Linked DNA regions of Homo sapiens: region 2 is linked to region 1. Evidence: chromatin loops called from intact Hi-C (ENCODE). Cell type or tissue: mammary epithelial cell. All regions are shown on one strand.

Evidence for each region. Peaks named below come from ENCODE experiments on the same cell type or tissue, not always from the same donor. Only the 100,000 strongest peaks of a DNase experiment are listed, where the experiment ranks them.
Region 2: a loop joins it to region 1, with 2.2 times the contacts of the local background. A loop is called at or near these places in 8 of 110 quality-filtered maps.

The regions. Positions count from the first base shown.
Region 1 is chr7:55,520,705-55,528,704 of GRCh38, forward strand. It overlaps VOPP1 (VOPP1 WW domain binding protein), which reads right to left. Exons shown (of 5, transcript NM_030796.5): 2 at 368-426. Among named protein-coding and RNA genes, the nearest start is that of VOPP1, 48 kb to the right of the region's middle. RefSeq lists an enhancer at 3,950-4,451. In mammary epithelial cell, a CTCF peak has its summit at 3,992 (motif pointing right); no DNase peak of the experiment used is centred here; H3K27ac peaks cover 581 bases.
Region 2 is chr7:55,589,871-55,597,870 of GRCh38, forward strand. VOPP1-DT (VOPP1 divergent transcript) reads left to right here. Exons shown (of 17, transcript NR_187585.1): 7 at 1-288; 8 at 434-594; 9 at 785-837; 10 at 1,033-1,111; 11 at 1,573-1,599; 12 at 1,814-1,867; 13 at 2,037-2,079; 14 at 2,781-2,829; 15 at 3,011-3,253; 16 at 3,808-4,026; 17 at 4,714-6,790. Among named protein-coding and RNA genes, the nearest start is that of VOPP1-DT, 21 kb to the left of the region's middle. RefSeq lists an enhancer at 3,510-4,009. In mammary epithelial cell, a CTCF peak has its summit at 4,078 (motif pointing right); no DNase peak of the experiment used is centred here.

The sequences.
Region 1 (8,000 bases):
TTGTCCTGCTCAAGCTCATAAGTCTGCTCCTATGATCCTTTCTCTCTTTGACTAGGAAAATGTGTATAAGCCAACATAACTTTTGCCTTCCACAGACATCTCGCCCCCTTTAAACCCTCACATGTGAGCTCACCTGCATCACAGAACAGGGCACAGAATTTCAGGCTGTCCTCAACGTAACTGGTCTGAGTGGGCCAGACACCACGGTGAGGTCACCTGCTCATCCCCCAGTGAGGCAAGCCTGGCACCGCAGCAGAGGCTGGGCCACGCCGGGCTTTCCCCATCCCACACCCAGAACTTTAGCAAGACAATTCCCAGAGAAAGGTATGGCCACAGAATGAAACCACAGAAAGGTGCAAATACTTACATATAATAGGTTGGATAGAGTCCTTCGAAATACCAGCAATGCTTTTTGGCTTCTGTGCACTGCAAATAGAAGCAAGAAAAAGTTTGTCAGTACTCAGGAATCTGCATGTTGTTGAGAAGCTCTCACAAAGGCAGAAAGAAGGATGAGAAGACACAGCTTAACCCATGAAAAGCTGGGATATCGGGGCAGACAATGCATTACAGGGAGAGCCGCCCCCTTTCTCATGACTTTCTATTTCTTTAAAACATCTATTTTTCTATTTTTTCATAGCCTTTCATATCTCTATATACACTGAGTGTCAGCATTTTATTAAAAAGGTAAATTAAAGACAATCCACTGTTTAAAATGTACTTGGTATGATACTTCAGATTACAAAAGAATGCTAGAAATAAAGCACTGCAAAGATTGCCACTGCCCCCCAATTTCTGTTTTAGAGAGACATCTCCAATAGATTTAGCATTTCTAGAGCTGTATATTTCAGAATATGCTAAAGCCGCATTCCGACCTACGTCTGCAAGATGCTGCGAGTCACGGTTCACTCGTTGCCCTCTCACGTGCAGGAAGAGAAAGAAGGAACAAGGAAAGACAATGGGAGCCTCTCCTGGGCTTTCCAGGTAAGTCCAGCTCCTAACATCCCGGAGGCAGGGCCCAGCCCCACAGGGCAGGGCAGGGCAGGGCAGGGCAGGGTGGGTGAGTGCACACAGGCATCGGAGCAGGGGCCAGATGCCACCTGGAGGCTCTCACAAACCTCCAGCAAGTGAGGCAGGCCAGCATCCCCACTGCTCAGGGAGCTCTCTATGCAGAGATGCTCTTCCCATCTGAACAAGGCTTTTCTAAAATTATTCCATTCGTGCTGTCATTTTTGTTTTACATTCACAACGTCCTACTTCCATGATCTAGTTTATTGGCCCCCATGTGTAAATAAAACCTTCAAAACATTATGGTGCAAAGCTCCCAGCAGCAGGAACACTGGCAAAGGGACGGCAAACAAAGCTTTCTTTGGGTGAGGCAGGGCCGTCCTGCCCAAAGCCCCTCCTCCGGTGGGAGGGTGGCTGGATCAGCTCCCTCCTAGCCTGTCCGCAGCCCCAGCAGGTGTACAGCAATGCCCTCCTGCCACGATTGCCCTGCAGCTGGAATGGAGTTAGAGACAGGCCCCACATCTACAGTGGCATGCCATGGGAGAGGTGAGTGCCAACGTCACGCCAGTGACATTCGATGGGTTATGAAAATGACATGAACCCCTGGATTTTGGAGAATGTGCTTTAAGACACTCAGAAGCATACTCAGGCAGCCTGGAGTGACCTAGTTTTATTAACGGAAAATGAGTTTTATTTAGACTAGGTTAGCTCCTGTCCAGTTTAAGAAATGAAGCTCAGACAGCTGACGAAATCAATTTATTTTGGCACAGAAGAGCAATTTCAGGTCTCTGCCCCAAATTATAATTCATTTCACTAGAGTCTTCTGTGATAAACAGAGAAACCAGGTCTGCCTTCCATGTGTCACTTTAAACAGGTCTCCCTTATTCTCCATCACCGCCACCGACAGCCAAACATTCCTGGAACCTGACACTTAAGTTCCACACAATCAAGAGGTGAGGCCAGGGAACATCAGAACACAAGCCTGAAGCTCCCCACCTGCCTGGGGCCTGGCTGCTCCAGGGCTGCTCCGCAGAGACAGGCCACAGCCACGCAGCGAGAGCCAGGTGCAAAGGGCTGGCACTGGAAATAAGGACAGGCTCTGGCCTCCATAGCGCCCTTTTCTGCAATTCCTCTTGGTCTAAAGCATTCCCAGATCCAAAGCAGCCACTTGATACTCTGGCAGCACATCTCCATCACTAATGCACTGCATTTCAGAAAGGACTTTTTCTTCCAATCAGACAAAATAATGCCACACTTCTGAATGAACATTGTCTCTGGGATACAGGTATATGAGGAATACCACTTCACAAATTAAGGCACCAGGGCCCTTGGTGGGTGTCTTCTTCTGGGTCACACAGCTTCTTTGTGGTGGCAAAACAGAGAGCCCCCAGCACAGTGTCTTCTGGACTCACGAGAGCTCCCCTGAGGAACCCACTCTGCCCACCTCCAGCAAGAACAAAGGCCTCTGAAAACTGGTGTGAGATGATCCCCAAGATACAGTGTTAGTGAAAAAGCATAGGCAAAAACAAAAACATACGTCCAGTATGCCATCCTTGATGCAAAAGGAAACGTGTACATTTGGCCTGCTTTACACAAAAAGAATCACAGTTTGCACACATCAAAACATCACAGGTATCCCATAAATATGTACAATTATTACATACCAATACATTTTTTTTTCCAAAAAAAAAATCACAGGAAGGACAGAGTATGTGAAAGTTGATCATAAGAACTGGGTCATTCTTGTCATACCCAACTAACAGAGTCGAGGCCAGAGGGGCAAAGCACTCAGGTCATTCTCGGCAAGCCTGGCTGCTGAAACTGCCTGCCCTGACTCTCAGACTAGCTTACCCAGCCCCATCACATACCAGTGAGAGCTTGCACACCAATGAGAGCTTGCCAGCTCCCCAAAACTTTACTTAGTGCCAATGAACAACTCTCTTTCAAAACAATCCCTTACATTTCTCCTTTTTATAAAACTTCCAAACTTCTCTTTGTTCTTCACACATACTGAAGACCACCCAGTACATGGCCCAGACTGCAATGCTCACTTCCTAAACAAAATGTTTTAAATTTAGAGATCTGTCTCTGTAAAAGCTAATGAAAATGCTTACCCGTGGAGGGTGGGTGGGGTGAAGTGGAAAAGACAAGGACAAGAGCAAAATTCTTCTGAGTATATCTTTTTATGTAGTTTGACTTTTGAAATGTTTTTTCAGATAATAAAGTAGAAAGTATTTTTTAAAACCACTTCTCAGACTGAAAAGATTATAAAAGACTATCATGACATGATCACACATGTCCCCTTTAGGCCAGGGGCAACTAAGCAGGGTAGATGCCTGTGAGGTCAGTGCTCACAGGAGACTCACACAGACACTCACTCTTCTGGGAGCCCTTCCTGGGGCCCTCCCAGGTGAAGGGCACCATTTCCATCCTACTCTTCTTCCCGCATTTTTCTGGCATATTCCCTAACTTCAGAGCTGCCTACTTGTTGGTTACCCTTGCTCAGTTACTTGCTAATAACCTTTTATCATTTCTCACTAAGCTACCCAAATGAATCATATTTTGAAAAATTTAACCCGTTTGTTCCTTTACAAAAACTATTCTTAAGAAAATATTAAGGCTACATTTCTTGAAACAGAAAGCACCTTTAAACAGAGTTACCTTGCATTAAAGTGTAGCTCCATTTTGTTGCTGCTGAAATTAGTGTGTTTGAAATTTGCTAATATCCTGGAAACTGCTTCACTGTTTTTGGTAGCTGGACTTTTGTAGCAGCTTTCTCCTGAGGAATGCCAACATCGTAATACTACACACATGTACTAACTCACTACAGTTAATGCATGGCATGATTCCATTTGACAGCCAGATAATATGAAGAATGCAAAGTCACAGGTCTCATTATTCAACTGAAAAACGCCAAAATGAGGACACAGAAGTCCTGATAATTGTTGTTGTTGAGGCTTTCCTTCAATAAATGCTTGCTAACTGAACACCAGGTGTCAGAGTCAGCTTGCCCAATTGAGGAGGACGCAGCCTCGTGATGGGAATGGAGACCAGGAGGTGGAGAGGCACACGCCTGCCTGAGGAGCCCAGGGTTGAGAGCCGGGTGCTGCCAAGTCGAAGTCTGATGAGAAAGGCAGTCTCTGCCTACCAAGTCCAAGCTCCAAATCCAGCACCAGCACCAGGACTCAGGACAAAGCCAGACAGCTAGAGCTGTGGTCAAAGGGGAGTTTGCCAGGGACAAATAAGAGGGATCTTCAGAGTACTCCCAATCACCAGCAGGCACGCAGATATGGCCTCACAAGCAAGCGGGAAGAGGCAGAAAGAAGGCCCCGTGCTGGGTCACGTGGAAGCACCAGAGTCGACGGGCAAAGGGGAACCCACAGGGAAAGGAGGAGCCAAAGAACCAGAGCTCTGTGTTCTGACCCTGACTGCAACCTGCCAGCCACACCGCCAGCCAGTCTGGGTCTCACTCTCCTCGTTTGTAAGAGTACAGACTCTCGGCCGGGCGCGGTGGCTCAAGCCTGTAATCCCAGCACTTTGGGAGGCCGAGGTGGGTGGATCACGAGTCAGGAGATCGAGACTATCCTGCCTAACACAGTGAAACCCGTCTGTACTAAAAGTACAAAAAAATTAGCCGGGCGTGGTGGTGGGCGCCTGTAGTCCCAGCTACTCAGGAGACTGAGTCAGGAGAATGGCGTGAACTCGGGAGGCGGAGCTTGCAGTGAGCCGAGATTGCGCCACTGAACTCCAGCCTGGGCGACAGAGCGAGACTCCGTCTCCAAAAAAAAAAAAAAAGAGTACAGACTCTCTTCCCTGCTTTATGAAGAAAATGAGATTGCATCAAAATGCCTGGCCAAACTAGGGCATCGTTTCCTGATCCCACACCAGCTAGCACCTCTGTCCCTAATTGTGTCTTCTCTGGAACAAACAACTTCCAAGGTTCATCTTACGTGGTACTCGATCATCTAGGCAGAAGCAATGCTACCAAACCTCTCGAGAACAAAGGTTCTAAATATGTAATCCTTACATGTGTACGGTATTTAGTTTTCCAAAATCTCCCTAAAAGGAAAAAACCTCTCTAAAAAAAAAAAAAAAAAAAAAAAAAAACCTTAAAATGTATGGAAACTAAGGGGGAAAAAAGTGAATTTCCAGGTTTTATGCCCACTCTGAAAAGTCAGTCTACCCACATTTTGCGAAGATACTACTACCATGATTTCTTAAGGATCAACCATCTCTGGAAACAGAAATTATGTGTGTGAGGAGAGGTCAACTGCTTTCTGTTACCTAGCAGGCATCCTCAGTTTTCAGGATGTTGTCCTGGGCTCTGGGAAAACAGCAGCCCTGCATGAGCACCTGTGGGATATTCCCTCTGTGTGCAGAGCAGAGACAATACGCAGAGCCACATGCTTCTTGAAGAGCTCATGAAAACAGTAACATACAACTTACAAACTATGAACACGGCAGAGGGTGTGGGCTCACAAGGAAACCTTCAGGAGCAACTCCCTTGAGGGGATCAACAGTTCACACTGGAGAGGCCTGAAAGACGTCTCTGCTCAAGGAGGACTCTGGACGCCCGTGGTTCAAGGACTAGGGTATCTATATATGTAGTTAAGCCATCCCAAATATAGTTATCCCTATTTAGGCAGGATCTAAATAAGCCCCAGAGAATAAACCCTTGCTGATCTCCACTAGTAATCCTCATAGTGACATAAATTACTCCTCCATGTGCGCTGAGTGAGGAAGGACGCAGGACAACACTGATGTTGAGTGCTTCTCCCTTTTCTATCCCAGGCTAAAACAGAGCCGCACCACAGGCAGGCACAGCTGACTTGGCAGGAACTGAAGCTCGTGACTCTGGGACATGAGGGAGTGGACAGCAGGGTCAAGGATCCAAAACAACATGGATTTTACCTAAATTCCACCTGTTCTGCTTTTCTTAAGTTCAGGGGATAAGGTGAGATCTTTAGATAAATAGCAGACAAACTTGCAAACCAGCAGCTCACTGACAGGACTTGTCTCACTGACCTCTGGAAAGTAAGGATCCTTATGTTACTTATCACGGCAACGGCTTTGGCCAACAGTCTGTCCCGGGCCAGAAGTCCAGGGTTTGCTTCAGGATGGTGGGACGGCCCCAAAGAAGATCAGCCCAAGGACTCCATCTTTTTCAAAAGGGAGGGGCCCCCTGCTGTGCCTCACACTGCTTCTGCATTCATCAAAAGCAGAACTTGACACACAGGCAATGAGATCCCAGCTGCTTTCAGCTTGAGCCCAATTAGAGTGGGCTCGTTACACTCCGCACAGGCTGAGAACAAAGGGAGCCTCATGGGTGCTGGCAGGCTTGATGCTCAGGACCAGGGACAGAAGCAGAGGGCAGGGGGTAGCCTGCTCAATGCAGAGAGAAAATCTATGCAGGGAATGACAAGCAATTATCTCAAGGTCTCTGAATTTCAATTAATAAATAGGACCGACCATGCTTTAAATTCCTGTACTGGAATTTCAATCAGTTCCCTAAATGCTAATTACTTAATCCCCAGGTTTATGGACATTTTGTTTCTCAGGAATGTCTTATCTCCAAGAAACCTTGATTTTTTTAGAGATGAGAGTATGAGGCTTCTCACAAGCACCATTTCTTAGAGGGAAGAAAGCAGATAAACCCTTAAGAAAATAACAGAAATAAAAGATACCCCTGTCTTATAGAAGAAACCACACCTGAAATTCACACACAGCCAGCAAATAACGATCAGAGATGAGATCCGGGGATGCAGGCTGTAAACCTTAAACGAAGCCCAACCACAGATCCCCAGGGAAATTCTGTCAACTCTCCTAGACTCTGAACAGCTGGTCTGCTTTACCTGCTTTCGTGTTCAGCAGAAGGACAGGGGAGGAGACCTCCTCATGGACCCTCATTCCAGTAGGTAAAAAGCCTCATCCCCAGCAGGTGACAATTAATCAGTAACCAAACTTAAAAGGTAGAAGCAGAGGAAACTACCCAAATAGGGCTGATATCTTTATCAATAAAGACTTACATGATTCAATGAGAAAAAGAAAAATTCCAACAGGAAAAATAAAGTGATAGATATGAGAATTTTTCAAAGAAACACAAAAGGCCAATAAACCTATTTTAAGAGACAATATTCATTAATAACCAAATATAAATTACAATAGTATGGTTTTTAACCCATCAAATTAGTAATAAAAAAATCCCAGAGTACCCTTTGCAGACAAGAGCATAAGGGAAAAAAAAAATCACATAATTGTTGGGAAAATAAAATGCCTCAAGAAGACAATTTTTCAATATATATCAAAAATCTTTAAAATGTATGTAATTTCAGCAAGTTTAAACAATTGAGAACAAATGTTATTTAAAAAACTAGAAATAACCAACATTTTCAAAATGGGTTTTGCTAACAAAATTATAAGACATCCAAAAGATGTATTTGTAGGTATTTACTATCAGAATGTAGACAAACATAATGAGGAATATTTTGCTAAGAAAAAAAGGTCAATAAAATAGTACATCTAGAATTGTATTTTTTGTTATACATTATAGGAAACAGAAAATAATATGGAAAGCCATGTACCGAAATACTGACAACTAATTATGTTTCAGTTGGTACTAGAGATGATTGTTTTCCACTATACATTTTGTTAGTCTCCAAGTTTCCTGTATGGAACCTGTACATTTTATTTTTAAATCTCTATTCAATTTTACTTTAAAATGCAGACCACTTAGTACCCAAAAAAGAAGTGAAAACTGGATATGAAAAGATATTTAAACCAGCCTGGTCAACATGGTAAAACCCCATCTGTACTAAAAATACAAAAATTAGCTGGGCGTGGTGGCGCATGCCTGTAATCCCAGCTACTCGGGAGGCTGAGGCAGGAAAAATCACTTGAACCCGGGAGGCGGAGGTTGCAGTGAGCTGAGATCGCACTACTGCACTCCGGCCTGGGCAACAGAGCAAGCTCTGTCTCAAAAAAAAAAAAGAAAAATA
Region 2 (8,000 bases), 69 kb after region 1:
GTTGAGGCAGGGTGGAGGTGGCATCCAGATCTACGCAGGTGCTGTGGGACTGGGCAGAGGGAATCTAGAGTCAGCCAGAATGCAGCTGATTTGGGGCTCTTCTCCTGGGAATTGTGCTCTGAGGGCCCTGGTATGAGTGGGCTTGGGTCTTCCTCCCTGGGGATCTCACTCATCTCAACTTTCAGGGTTCCCCCCTAGGGAGTGAGGTGCAGCAGGATCAAGGGACCCATTGCCCCCCGCCAGGGTGCCCAGGCCCTCAGGAACCCCCTGGATCAGCAGGAGAGACAGGTGTCCCAGTGAGAGTGGGGACCTTGGGAGTGGTTCTTGGGGAGGGGTCTGTGGGCTGAGGGGTGATGGGCTATGAAAGGTTTCCTGTGGGTGTTTGAGGGTGAGGGTCACCTCCAGGCCATGACTCCTCCTTCCTGCCCCACAGGGTGAAAAGGGCCCCATTTGTCTGCCTGGCTGTGATAGGGTGCAGAGTCCTGTGTGACTTCCTGGTCCTGCTGGGCCTCCAGGTGTGGCTGGAGAAGATGGAGACCAAGAGGAGAACCCCAGAGAACCCGACCAATCTTCTCTCCACATGAGAGGGCTGAGGTGGGCTTGACTCCTGAGCTCTATCATTTCCTCCCTCTGGTATCTCCTGTGCCTTCTCCTCCAGGATGAGGTGGGGGACCCCAGGAAGAAGGGCATCAAAGTGTCCATGACCTTGACGCCCTGGCCTTTAACCTCATTCCCTCCTGGTTCCTCCCTGCCTTGGTGTTTCTGACTCTCGTCTCTCCCCCAGGGCCCTCCTGGACCCCCTGGACTCACTGGTCCATGGAACAGCCTGTAGCAGTGGTGAGTGAACCCTCGGCCCCCACGCAAGGCCCTGGCAGCCTCTGCTCTGCCTTCAACTCCCCTTTGCCCCTGAGGCTGGGTTTGGGAGTGGGGTCTCTGGGCCTGGTACCCAGCTATGTATGGGGTTCGTGAATAGAGAATGCCTGACCCATGACCCATGTCTATGTCCTTGTCCCTGCTTCTCTCCTTCCCCAGGGAGCAGATTGGGAGCCCAGAGCTCAGGGACCCCAGGGACACTTTGGAGCCAGAGTGTGGGGAGCCAAAGGCAATAAAGGTAGAACAGGATTCATGAATCTATAGGTGAGATGCGGCTGGGGACGGGCTGAGAGGCAGTGTCAGGATGGGGTGATGTGTGTCCCAGACCCTGCCAGCAACATGCTTTAAGGACTGGGTTGGTGGGGGCAGAAGCCTGGGGGCCATGTGGGGTCTGAGTGGAGGGGCTGTGGGACCCATCAGTCTAGGGCTGTGCTTTGGGTGGGTGGTCACCTGGGTCCATGCTTTCTGCACCTGCATAGCGTGTGCCAGGTCCCTCTGGGGAGAAGGGAGAAACAGGAGATGTGGGTCCTATGGTGAATGTGACCCCTACTGACCCCAGACCCCAAATGGTCACCCCTGCCTGGCCAGCCCCCACCCCACTGCTGCCTCCCTGCCCTGACTGCTCTTCCTCCCTCCACACTCCTTCATTGTGCCATTTCACTTCCCTTCCCCACCTCTGGTGTATCTGTTCCCCTGCAGGGACTACCTGGACCCAGTGGCACTGGTGTGAGTCATCCCAGCCCCTGCCACTTCAGAGCAATGAGTCTGATCCTCTGCGTCCCTTTCCTCAGATCATAAACTCTTCGCCCCTGAGAAGCCCCTTCCCCTGGGAGGCCCCCACTGTCCCACTGCCATAACCTTGGGATGCTCATCTGGGCCTCTGCCCCTGCAATAACCCCACCTCCTGAAGCGATGTCACCTATTTCTCTTCCTCTTTCAGGGTCCACAAGATCCCCTGGGAGGTGTTGGGGCCCTGGGTCCCCCTGGAGAGAAGGTAATTGGGAAAGGGATGAAGGGGACCAGTCTTGTGGATGAGGAATGACAGTTGGATTTCTGCCAATTTTTTGTTGAGGAGACAAAAGAGAATAAAATGTGAGAAATACCAGGATTTTGTGAGGGGGCAATGAGGTTTTTGACCCCAATCTCTTTGCTCCTGGAGCCAGGAGAGTCAGGATCTCCAGGAATCCAGGGTGAGCCGGGTGTCAGGTGAGTGACAGCTCCAGGGCCCTGCTTCAGAATTCCCTTCACCCCTCTCAGCTGCACCCCCCCTCTTTTCCTGTGACTTCCTTGAGTTGTAGCTCCTCTGCGGCCAGGAGTCTCTGCTCCCAACCATCCTTGGAGTGAGGCTTTCCACCCTGTCCTTGAACGGAAGGGGACCAGGGGACTCCCCTTATAGGCTAGACTTTCTATGTGTATCCCATTGTCCTCAAGGGCAGTAGGGAGTGACTAAAGGTGTCTTGGAAGCAGGGGCTGCATCCCTGTTCTTCAAGACCCTCTGTGCCCTCCACTTGTTCTGCAGGGTACACATGGGGAGTGTGGGGGGAAAGGAGAGTCAGGGCAGCCAAGTTTCTGGGAATATGGGTATCTGTGAGTAAGGATCTTGGACTGTGGGGAGCCTGGGAATGGGGGGATGCCTGGGAGGGAGGCTCTGGGAATGGGGTATCCTGGGAGGATGCATGGGATCTGGAGTCCAGAGAGAAAGTGAGAGATACCCTGTGGCTAATACCATAAGGCATTAGACAGCATGAAGTGCTCGAGGTGGGGATAGGGGTGCAGAGACCTTCTTCCTAGGGAGGTGCCAACAGATGAGCCTGTAGGGAGGAAGAGGGTCTCATATGCCTGTGGGAGTCTGTGTTGGGTGGGCTTATGGGGCTGTGACCCTGACTCTTGTTCTCCCTCTGGATTAGGGTCTTGGTTTTCCTGGAGACCCTGGCCCCCCAGGAGAAGGTGGCTCATGTGAGTCTTACTGACAGAGGGGAAAGGATGAAGAGGTTGGGGCTTCTGTGGGGTGCCTCTGTGCAACTGATGGGCTTAGATGTTGGGAAGCTGGAGATATGGCAGGGCAAGCAGGGGAATGCAAGGCTTAGCAGTTTTAGGGGTGATGCCAGCTGGGTCTGGCCTTGCTTCATCCCTGCAGGACCAGGACAGTGTTAACGGTGACTATGGCAAGGATGGTGAGCCAGTACAGCCCGTGAGTGACCAATGTCCCTGCCACCCCCACTGAGCTCCAGCCTTCAGCCCCTTACCCCTCTTTTCTGTGCCCTACTCCTGAGGGGTCCCTTAGCTGGAGGCCAACACTCACCCACCCCAATTCCTCTCATTCTGTGGATCCTCTGGTCCCACTGGGGAGAATGGACTACCTGGACCACATGGAAAGCAGGTAAGTGAGGTAGAAGACCCTGGGACCTTGGGAGGTAGTCGCTGGGAAATGTGGGTAGAGGCTGGGTGGTGACAGGTGGCACTGACAGGGAGATGCCTGGTGTCTGTGCTGTCCCTGGATGTGGTGTGTTGCATGAGCACATGGGTTTATGAGTGTGTTGTGTCTCGGGCATGTTGCTCCTGGGTTTTTGTGAGCATGTTCTCACCAGGGCTGGTTACATGTACTGGCCAATCAGAATGGACACTGGAGGAGGGGCTGGCCGGCTTCTCTGCTGGGTCAGGGATTAACCTGGGCCACTGGGTGGGGCGTGGTTAAGGGGTTCTTCCCCAAGCATCCATGCTCCTCAGCATTTTCACAACGGACACAGCTCCATCTGTTCTGAACTCACACTCTGCTTCTGTGCCTGTGTGTGCAGTGTGTGCATGCAGTGTGTGCATGCAGGGTGTGCATGTGTGTGTGTGTGGAGTATGTGTGCATGTGTAGCACAGGAAGGGGAAGAGTGGAGCCTGGCTGTTCAGGACCTCAAGTTTTCTCCCTTCCTGTCCCATCTGCAGGGTCAGCTAAGAATAGCCATGACTCAAGGGTCAGCTAAGAATAGTCATGACTCAAGGGTCATTTAGGACACAGGAAGATACCAGATGAGGAAACTCTCCCCAAGTCCTAAACTCATTCACAAATTAGAACACATAGGTCCAGCCCAGGCACAGTGGCTGAAGCCTGGAATCCTCCCGCTTCCTGCTTCGGGAGACCAAGGCAAGAGGATCTCTCGAAGTGTGAGTTGGAGGCCAGCTTGGGCGACACAATCAGGAAAAGCAAGTGGCCACCAGGTGGCGCCCAAGAACTGGGCCCGAGTTCCCTGGGAGGAATCTGCACGCAGCCCTGGGATGGCACAGGGATGCCTCACGGGACACCTGGCCTCGTCCTGGTAGCCCCTTGCTTGCATTTCCCGGCCCTGGGGTGTCCTCCCCGACTGCACATGCATGTAGAGACCATTCCTCCTTCTCCAAAGAGGGATTTGGAACAATTCTCACATGACCTGACGAGGGACAGTGGCTGTGCTCAGGGTCCCTCTTTTGTCCTCAGAGCATGACCAGGCCTGTGGCTCTTGCTCATTGCCCAAGAGCATGGGAGGTTGCCCGTGGCAAGGCCCTGGAGGACCCTGCTGTGCTGCCTGGGACCAGGAGGCCCGGCTGCCTTCTCCCAGCACCTCTCCCAGTTAGGGTACTGTGCAGGAAATGGGTGCAGAGGCCATAGTGGTGGCTGCTCCTGGGGTCCCAGCAGCTCTAGCTGAGGCAGGAGGAACCAGGGAGCCCAGGAGGCTGAGGCCCCTGTCCTACTGCTCTGGTCGTGCTGCAGTCTCTGTCACCACCAACAACTGCAGTGAGGTGAGCCACTGGGCTGCAGGCTCTAGCCTCCAGCCTGTGACAGATGCCTCCTCTTTCTGACTCCTCCTGTAGCAGGGCACGGAGAAGCTCTCGCTCATCGCTGCCTCCTACCACTCCGAACATGCTGCAGTCTCGTTGACCACGCTGCAGTCTTGGTGGCCACCACCAACTGCAGGGAGCCTGGCCAGGTGCCGCAAGTTGCAGCCTCCACCTCCTCCTCTAAGTCGGGCTTGGAGCAGCAGCGGGAGCAGTCACAGAAGAGGCTGGAATGGTGGAATGCACCCTCAGTATGCATTATATATAGAGGTTTCGGCAATGAGGGCCTGGACTTTGTGTTCTGATTGGATGGGGGAAACCTCTAGGCTTTATCTTCATGCCCTGATTGGTTATCCTAAGAGTTGCTCTCATCCAGTCTTCTTTATAAGTGGTCATCTTTGTAAGTTCATGCCCACTGGGAGTTACTGAAGTTGTGAATGATTACATTTAAACTTATCCTGTAATTTTAGTCTGATTTATTAATTCCACCTATCTCCTTAAGCAAATTATTCTCTATAGTGATGACCCAAGCAAATTCCTGTCCCAAGATGGTATCAAGATGATACCCAAGTTCCTCTCCAGAATGGTATCTGGATATATGTGGAGGGAAATATTTTTTCTAGGCCTGTATTAAATATGGCACTAAAGCTTAGTGGCTTAAAACAATACACTGTTATTATCTCACAGCTTCTGTGAATAAGTAGTTCAGGAGAGTGTAGCTGGGTGATTCTTGCCAAGAGTCTCATAAGGTTGCAGTCAATCTGTTGGTGAGAATTGTAGTTACTTGAAGACTTGGAGTTGAAGAATTTATATCAAAGATGGCTTACTTATGGCAATTGGATGGAAGCCCCAGTTTCAGAATGGCTGCTGGCAACAGGTCTTTTTACTTGCCACATGGACCTCTCCATAGGCTGACTGAATGTCCTCCCAATGTGTCATCTGGCTTTCTCCAGTGCAAAAGATCAAAGAAGAGAGTATGAAGGAACCCGTAATGCTCTTTATAATTTTGTCACAGACCGTCACTTCTGCCATACTCTATTGTTTAGAAGTTAGTCATTAAGTCCAGCCCACACTCAAAAGAACGAGAATTAACCTCCACCTTTGGAAGAGAGGCTAGTCAAAGCACTTGTGGACATGTTTTGAAACCACAAAGGGGTATGGCTGCCAGTCTCCAAGATGGCCGCCAGTGATTCTCATCAGCTGTTATTAATACATTTGTATAGTCCCTTCCCACAAGAAAAAAGAGTTGATCTGTTTAATTAGTATTATTTTGTTGAAATGACAGAGTCTGACTTGCAAGTTTAGGTCATAAGAAGAATTTTGACTTCTGCCTTATTCTCTATTGGATCAATATCCCTAGGGGAAGCTAGATGCAATGTCATGAAATCATTCAAACAGTCCCATGGAACAATCCATCTAGCAAGGAACTGATATCTCCTAGCAATAGCTGGCATTAACTTACAAGTCGTATGAGTGGGCCATCTTAGAATTGGATTCTTCAGTCCAAATCAAGTCTTCAGATAACTGTAGCCCTGGCTGACATCTTGATTACATCCTCAAGAGAGACCCTGAGCCAGAATCACTCAGTTAAGCCACTGAGTTCTTTTTGCCAAAAACTTTTTTTTTACCAAGTTCTTTTTGCCACCAACTTTATTGAGGTATAATTGACAATTAAGATTGTATATATTTAAGGAATACAACTTGATGATTTGATATACACATACATTGTGAAATAATCGTGATAATTAGGTTAACATATTCATTACTTCACATAAGTACCATTTTCGTGTGTGTGTGTGTGTGTGTGTGTGTGTGTGTGTGTGTGTGTGGTGAGAACACATGAGATGTATCCTCTTAGAAAATTTCAAGTATACAATATATTATTGTTAACTACAGTCATATTATTGTATACTATGTCTCCAGAACTTATTCACCTTGCGTAACTGAGATGCTGTACCCTTGACCAATGTCTCCCCCTTTTCTTCTCCCTCCAGCCCCTGGTAACTACCCTTCTACTTTCCAGTTCTATACATTTGACTCTTTTAGATTCCACACATAAGTCAAATTTTTGACCCTTAGGAGCTGGGTGAATAATAAATATTTATTGTTATTTTCAGCCTTATGATTTTAAGTTAATTTGTTATGCAGTAATAGAAGTTGCCACATGAAGCTATGACACTGGTTAACTCATTTATTCAGTAAACATTTGCTAAGAGCAGACTAAGTGCCAGGATCAATTTTATAATTGGGGGTACAGGGTTAAGTCAAAATGGCAGACTAGAAGCAGATCATGTGCACTGCTGTCATGGAGAGGAAACAAAATGGCTAGTGAACACTGATCTTGCCATGTGATCCCCTAAGAAACCACATCAGCATCCATGAAGGCAGCAAGGGGACACAGAGAGGAGAGAGGAGTGAAGCTGAGCAGCCCATCTGTGATCAGCATGGAGCTAGAAGAAGCTCCCAAACATAGGGAAAGAGTAAGTGATTGAGAGCCCCTGGGGGATTCACAGTCTTCACAGGGACCTGTGCAAGCCTTGGAACAGGAGAATCTCTTTGACCCACTCCCTGCACCTCTAAGCCAATGCAGAGAGCCACCCAGAGTTTTGTGGAGGCAACTCTCAAGTCCCTAGGGACTGCTGGAAGCCTTGGACCCTGGAACAGACCAGCACCAGTGCCATAGCCCCAACAGAGGCTGCAGTCATGGTACCCGAGGGCAGTAAGATTGCTCCACCCCAAATCACTAGACAAAGTTCAGCACCAGCCTCTGGCCCAATGGTCCTGCTTCTGTTTTCACTTCACCAACAGGTTCAGCCTCCTGTTCCTCCAGGAAACACCCAAACAACAGGATAGGCAACTTCACCCAATCCCTGCCAGTTGTAGCCAGGCAGGCCATACCTGCTAGAGCTTCCAGCCCCGTGGTACCACTTCTGTCTGAATTCTGCTGACAAGCACAGTCTCTTGTTCTCCTAGGAAACACCTTAATGGCATGGTGAGTGACTCCACCCACTGCCACTGCTCAAGGCCAGCAGCCCACACCTGCTAGAGTTTCCAGCCCAACAGTCCTGCTTTTATATGAACTCTGCAGGTGGGGGCAACTCCATGTTCCCCTGGGAAGCAGCTGGACAGCAGATTAGGTGACCCCACTCATCCCTGCAACTCCTAGCCAAGCAGTTCTTGCTGGCTTGGGTGGTGCCCAAGCAGTGGGGGAGTCCTCACTCTTGCATCACTAAAAGAAGTGAGATGCCCAAGTTCACAGGTCAGTGGAGGAGTGGGTTGTGCCTCCCTCTGTACAGCCATTCCGGAAAGGATATGACCTGTTTGCC